2 separate regions of the Homo sapiens genome follow, and region 2 is linked to region 1. The links are chromatin contacts, found by Hi-C or POLR2A ChIA-PET in ENCODE. All regions are on one chromosome and are shown on one strand. Each heading gives the region's core, a stretch centred on a gene start or an enhancer-like site at or near the end of the contact. The rest is flanking DNA. Distances are from core to core; before and after follow the strand shown.

Evidence for each region. Hi-C counts contacts between places; a loop is a spot of excess contacts on that map. ChIA-PET counts read pairs that join two places held with the same protein, here RNA polymerase II (POLR2A).
Region 2: a loop to region 1 is called in a map of CD4-positive, alpha-beta T cell, with 4 times the contacts of the local background. The contact joins two enhancer-like sites. A Hi-C loop is called at or near these places in 1 of 168 maps with a recorded cell type or tissue (CD4-positive, alpha-beta T cell). POLR2A ChIA-PET finds 5 or more read pairs at or near these places in 4 of 52 experiments (OCI-LY7, Panc1, T-cell and 1 more).

What each region holds. Positions count from the first base shown.
Region 1 is chr6:131,279,888-131,283,457 of GRCh38, reverse strand. AKAP7 (A-kinase anchoring protein 7) reads right to left here. Exons shown (of 8, transcript NM_016377.4): 8 at 1-1,928. The coding sequence ends at 1,732. Among named protein-coding and RNA genes, the nearest start is that of AKAP7, 150 kb to the right of the region's middle. RefSeq lists enhancers at 1,109-1,617, 1,618-2,126. Within about 2 kb of position 1,782, at least 12 of the 41 ENCODE cell types and tissues checked have a DNase peak (open chromatin) inside an H3K27ac peak, as active enhancers do.
Region 2 is chr6:131,324,217-131,327,786 of GRCh38, reverse strand. No RefSeq gene overlaps it. Among named protein-coding and RNA genes, the nearest start is that of AKAP7, 190 kb to the right of the region's middle. Within about 2 kb of position 1,906, at least 3 of the 41 ENCODE cell types and tissues checked have a DNase peak (open chromatin) inside an H3K27ac peak, as active enhancers do.

The sequences.
Region 1 (3,570 bases), core at 533-3,032:
CCAGTGAAAAAATAGCTAAAATCCATGAGTAAACTGGATTTTATATTTGAAATGATTTTACATATTTGATCTCCAGTGATTTCCCCTCCATCATGATCTACTCCATCAATGACTATAGAAAAAGTTGTTACCAACAATCATCATACCGGGGAAGTTTTTCAAGATGCTCTTTCAAACAGAAGCAGTGCAAACAAGTTCAGATGGCAAGGGATACGATAAGACCTGGAGCTTATCTTCGGACACGTAAAAAATAAAAATCCCAAACATGTATTCCTTAAGAAATGAAAAAGCAGAACAACATTTTGATCAGTGAAAAATATTATAAGGATATATAAAACATTCTTAACCAGTGATCGCAATAATTACATTTATAAATGTTCATTCAAGTACTATTGTTCAATAAACATTCAAATTCTCATTAAAAGTAACACTAGATGTAGACACACCTGGACAACGCTTCTTTTGATTTAGCAACAATTGTGTCAACAGGAGGCAAGTGACCCTTAAAATACTGTTGTTGGCTCTGTTTTATTCTGTTTGTGAATGATTTGTTCACAGTCTGTATGTTTTTTTCTGCAAGGACCCGAGAAATATCTCACAACAGCTAATTAAGAAATCATTTCTATAAAATAACTCTCAATATTACAGAAACAGATATTCTAAAACACAAGTGTAGCTCAAAAAATAATTGGGCAGAATCAATTTTCTTTGGCAAGAAATTGCTAATTCCTCACCAAATGTTGGTTTGCTGTTGTGCAGACACTATCAGAAACTTCTTTGGTGTTTACCAAAGAGCTACTTAATAAGCTGAAAAGATTTCATAAGCTATGTTGTCACAATCGCAATGTAGAGCTTATGTCAAAGTTGTGCTGAAATCAACGTCATTTGCTGAATTACTGTTGTTAATAAGTCTTCCTTCAAAAAGCTCCCTCCTAATTCTGGCCTGAGTCTCAGGCTTTAATAAAAGTTCCTTTATCTGTTTCACTTTGGACTTCAGACCCATCGTTTCTCGATGCAAAGCTTCATTAATTAAGTCTCGAATTCCAATAGGTTTCTTGCCTAAGAAAAAAAAATTATATAATAACATTTCATTAAATATGGCATACTGACTTATCAAAATAGGATTTTAAAAAAACTTTAAAATGTTGCCCACATTTTATAGAAAAGGTTGCATTTCACCAAAAATATATCATTTACATGAAACATAATTTACTATAAATAAAGATCACACTGCATAGCAACAGCACACTTAGGACAAACATGAAACATTATGGACTAATTGTACAGATGACAATTCCAACAGTGATTATTTTAAACTTAGCACTTGATAGCTGTGTGTGAGAGTTCTGGCCTCAGATAAAGTAGTCAAATGCCCTGCTAAGCAATATAAATGGCAGTATTCCATTGATGGCAAGGCCTCTTTCTCGGCCTTTAATTTGCGTCCAGGAGGCATAACCCAAAGTTCCCTTTCCCTTGTGCGTGGCTGAGGGCGAATGAAACTTGGGCCATTCTTCTTTCATCAATTAATTTCCTCTGCCAGTCCCAGCACTCCATTTTTCTTCTGTTGTGTTTCAGCAATGCGAACACATCGATCATGAAAAGTATTAGGCAATCTTCACAGATTGCACCAGAGAAACTTAACTTAAACAGCACGCTGCAAGTCAGTCCCTAGACTCAGCAGAGGGAAGCAGGGAGGCTTTGCACAGAGACATGGGGGCCTGCGTTCCGGGCTCATTTCCTGTTGTTCTCATTGTCATTGCCATTCTGATCAGCTGCTTCGGTTTTCACAGAGCTCCCCTCCCCCGGCTTGTTTTTATTCTGTGTTTCCTCCAGATACTGCTGGACAGCCTTGAGCACCGCGTTCTCCACCAGCCTCTTACTGAGCCTTACTAGTTCAGCGTCATCGGGCTCCCCTCCGTTCTTTTCACCTACATTCCACAATAGAGAAGAGAGGTCACTGAGATCACATTGCCATAGAAACTTGGCATGCAGGGGCCGGCTAGTTCCATTGGTTAAAAAGAGCAAGTGTAAATTGGATCTATAAATTCAAGAACAGTGGGTTGGCTTTTCATTTGGTATTTGCAGAAGCAGGAGCCTGTCTATTCCTGAAGGCTTCAGATTGAAAAGTAGTTCATTAGTCCCAATCTAGACAAGCTCTACCTACCAATGCCGGATGTTTCCCATTTATATGTGAATTTCTGTTCTTCTCTCATCCAAGGCTAATTACTACTACTAACGTCCATGTCCCCACCACGTGGAGTCTCAGACATGTGAATTCACTAAGTAGGCCTATGTCTGCTTCTCATTCTCGAATATCAAATATCAGGTCATCAAGATTTCCCTAGCATCTCATTACTTAAGATCACTAATTTAAAAATGCTTGGCCTATAGGTTGGTTGTTAATAAATGCTCAGTGCTGCCTTGAAGATAAAGGCAGTTACTACCACTAGGAATTGGTTTAAAGTAAGCTTGTAAGACTAATATTTTTTTTAATCCCAGTGCTATCACTGCAATTTAAGAAATAGGAAATTCTTTAAAGAAAAATTAGGATTATGATGATAAATTACTAGATGTAAATATTTTATGGTCATTTTACTTCCCTGGGAGTGATAATCCAGGTCTAATTATTCCATCTTTCATTTTATTCTAAAAGAGCTGGTTCCCAACTATTCTCATGCTACACATTTCCCAGTCACTCTCTTTCAGACTCCTTTAACTGGGAAAAGGAACTAAGGGGCTCCTTCCCCAGTTAAGGGAGACAAAGAAGAGAGTGACCATTCAGTGCTCAATCTCCTCCCATCGAGCTGGGGACCCAGGAAAGAACAAGGTTGGAAGCAAAGAAGTCACAGGATGCTCGCACATTAAGATCAGCTCAGTTTTGCAAGATTACCCATGGGTTCTAGAAGGCAAAGCCAGTGAGTGTTGCACTTGCATCTCTGGGTCTGAGACAGGCAGATACAAAGGGTGTGAGCTGGAAGATGGACACTGTTTCCTGTACTCACATGTAATAGGGATTGAAGAACAGAAGCAGGTATGCCAAGGGTGAGAACTGGCCCCCAACCTTGCTTCAGAGCCCCCTACTTGTATGTAACACCCATCAAGACTAATTGTGCTTATAACCATCCCCATCATTCCTAGCAACACCCTAAGCAGAAGAGAGGGTAGGATAAGACCCATCTAGAAACACTAATAGTGGGAACCCTTAGCAACTGCCTTCTCCTCAAATATGGGCAATATGGCACCCCAGACCCATGATCAGATGTCCAAGATAGAACATCTGCAGTGCAAAATATGTTTAGAATTGAGTAAATGTCAACTCAGTAATAACTAAATAGAACTTACTAAATAATACGGTTAAAGAAATTCATTGGTAATGTATTTACTATGAAAGTAAATTCATTGGTAATGTCATGTTGGGTGGCAAGTTAAGACTTTTTGTTTATCAGTAGGAATGAATGAATATATTGCCTAATATTTAGGGATTTTATCTCAACCTTACAACACGGTGTTTATACTCTACAGACAACATCTCCAAATGCATTAACTGGAACTGTTTGTATAATGACTCTT
Region 2 (3,570 bases), core at 657-3,156, 44 kb before region 1:
GTATAGAGGTGGGAAGGCTAAACTGAGGAATTATGTCTGACAGAAGGGAAGACATGACTGTGGTGGCCTTCTCAGACCCTGTAGGAAAGGCCTCTACCTATCCAGTGAAAGTGTCTACCTAGACTAAGAGGGATTTTAGTTATCTGACTCGGGGCATGTTGAGTAAAGCTAATTTGTCAGTCCTGGGTGGGAGCAAATCCTCGAGCTTGATGTGTAGGGTAGGGAGGGGGCCTGAATAATCCCTGAGGAGTAGTAGAATAGCAGATGGAACACTGAGAAGTTATTTCCTTGAGGATAGATTTCCACGATGGAAAGGAAATGAGAGGTTCTAAGAGGCGGGCTAGTGGCTTGTGCTATAGCATAGCCTGCCTTTGCTGGTGTGTGGCGATTAGGCCTGGTGGAACCGCCATCAATAAATCAAGCGTGATCAGGATGAGGAACAGGAAATAAGGAAATTTGGGGAAATGGGGTGAATGTCAGGTGGATCAGAGAGATACAGTCATGGGGGTCAGGTGTGGTATCCAGAATAATGTGAGAGGCCGGATTGAAGTCCAGGGCAGGAACAATGATAATTGTAGGACTTAACAAAGAGTGAGAACAGCTGAAGGAGCTGGGTAGCAGAAAGTATATGCGTCAGGTATGAGGAAGAAAATAGATTTTGGAAGTTATGAGAAATGTAGAGAGTGAGTTGAGCATAGTTTGTGATTTTGAGGGCCTCTAAAACTATTAAAGCAGCGGCAGCCGCTGCACGCAGACATGAGGGCTAGGATAAAACAGTAAGGTCAAGTTGTTTGCACAGAAACACTACAGGGTGCAGTCCTGGCTCTTGTGTAAGAATTCTGACCGCACTAACTATGCCTAGGAAGGAAAGGAGTTGTTGTTTTGTAAGGGATTGAGGTTTGGGAGATTAATCGGACATGATCAGCAGGGAGAGCACGTGTGTTTTTATGAGAATTATGGCGAGATAGGTAACAGATGAGGATGAAATTTGGGCTTGACTGAAGTAATGGGGGCTGTCTATGAAGCCTTGCGGCAGTACAGCCTAGGTAATTTGCAGAGCCTAATGGGTGTCAGGGTCAGTCTAAGTGAAAGCGAAGAGAGGCTGGGACGAGGGGTGCAGGGGAATAGTGAAAAAAGCATCTTTAAGATCAAGCACGGAATAGTGAGTTGTGGAGGAAGGTATTGAGGACAAAAGAGTGTACAGCTTGGGCACCACAGGGTGGATAGGCAAAACAGTTTGGTTGATAAGATGCAGATCCTGAACTAATCTGTAAGACTTGTGCAGTTTTAGGATGGGTAAAATGGGGGAATTATAAGGAGAGTTTATAGGCTTTAAAAGGCCATGCTGTAGCAGGCCAGTGATAACAGGCTTTAATCTTTTTAAAGCGTGCTGCGGGATGGGATATTGGCATTTAGTGGGGTAAGGGTGATTAGGTTTTAATGACACGGTAAGGGGTGCATGATCGGTCACCAAGGAGGGAGTAGAGGTATCTTATACTTGTGGGTTAAGGTGGGGGGATACAAGAGGAGGACGCAAAGGAAGCTTTGGATTGGGAAGAAAGGCGGCAATGAGATACAGCTGTAGTCCAGGAACAGTCAGGGAAGCAGATAATTTAGTTAAAGTGTCTCAGCCTAATAAGGGAACTGGGCAGGTGGGGATAACTAAAAAGGAGTGCTTAAAAGAGTATTGTCTAAGTTGGCACTAGATTTGGGGAGTTTTAAGAGGTTTAGAAGCCTGGCCGTCAATACCTAGAACAGTTATGGAGGCAAGGGAAACAGACCCTTGAAAAGAAGGTAATGTGGAGTGGGTAGCCTCTGTATTGATTAAGAAGGGGACGGGCTTACCTTCCACTGTGAGAGTTACCCAAAGCTCGGCGTCCCTGATGGTCTACGGGGCTTCCGAGGCGACCGGGCAGCGTCAGTCTTCAGCCGCTAAGCCGAGAAGGAGTCAGTCAGAGAGTCTTGGGCCAGAGTTCCAGGGGCTCCGGGAGTGGCTGCCAGGTGAGTTGAACAGTCCGATTTCCAGTGGGGTCCTGCACAAATGGGACACGGCTTAGGAGGAATCCTGGGCTGCAGGCATTCCTTGGCCTGGTGGTCAGATTTCTGGCACTTGTAGCAAGCTCCTGGGGGAGGAGGTTCTGGAGGAATGCCTGGCCGCTGTGGTTCAGGTGTTTGGAATTTCTTGTGTGCTGGAGATGTGGCTGGGGTTTGTCTCACAGTGGAGGCAAGGAATTGCAACTTTTTTCTATTATTGTACACCTTGAAGGTGAGGTTAATTAAATCCTGTTGTGAGGTTTGAGGGCCAGATTCTAATTTTTGGAGTTTTATTTAATGTCAGGAGCAGATTGGGTAATAAAATGTATATTGAGAATAAGATGGCCTTTTGACCTTTTAGGGTCTAGGGCTGTAAAGCGTCGCAGGGTTGCTGCCGAATGAGACATGAACTGGGCTGGGTTTTTATATTTGATGAAAAAGAGCCTAAACGCTATCTGATTTGGGATAAAGAGAAAGGAGCATTAACCTTGACTATGCCTTTGGCTCCAGCCACCTTTTTAAGAGGAAATTGCTGGGCAGGTGGGGGAGGGCTAGTCACGGAAGGAAACTGTAAGCCGGACCAGGTATGAGGAGGGGAGGCAATAAAAAGATTATAGGGTGGAAGAATTGGGACCTAGCTTGGCCTGGCGAGGAGGGTAGAGGTCAGATGGGTCTGTAGAAAAAGAAGATTAGAAAGACTCAGTGATGCATGGGGTTGGGACTGAGGGGACAGGCGGAAGGGAAAGAAGATTTGGGACGAGTTGCACTGGGCACAGAGACTAGGAAGGGACTGATGTGTAAAAAATGCCTGGACGTCAGTCACCTCAGACCATTTGCCTATTTTACGATAAGAAGTATTTAGATCTTGTAGAATGGAAAAATTGAAAGTGCCGTTTTCTGGCTATTTGGAACTACTGTCGAGTTTGTATTGGGGTCAAGCAGCATTGCAGAAGAAAATAAGACATTTAGGTTTTAGGTCAGGTGTGAGTTGAAGAGGTTTTAAGTTTTTGAGAACACAGGTTAAGGGAGTAGAAGGAGGAATGGAGGGTGGAAAGTTGCCTATAGTGAAGGAAGCAAGCCTAGAGAAAAGAGAGAGTAGAGAAATGGAGGGAAGGGGTTCGGGGGTTCTTACCTTCTAGAAAAGTGGGAAAAGGGGTTGGGGCACAGAGATAAGAGGTTGCGGCACAGAAATAAGGGATGGGGTGCAGAAATAAGGGGTCGGGGCATGGAAATAAGGGGTCGGGGCACAGAAATAAGGGGTCGGGGCATGGAAATAAGGGATTGGGGTGCAGAGATAAGAAGTCAGGGTGTGGAAATAAGGGACTGGGGTGCAGAGATATAAGAGGTTGTGGCGTGGAAATAAGGGATTGGGGCACAGAGATACGAGGTTGGGGTACTTGCCCCTCCTCTGGAAAAGCGGGACTTGCTGCTAAGGGTGAAGGAGAAGGGGTTGAGGGGTACTTGCCCCTCCCCCAGAAAAGCAGAGAAGGGGTAGAGACAAGGAGAGAAAGAGTTGGGGTACTTGCCCCTTCCCCA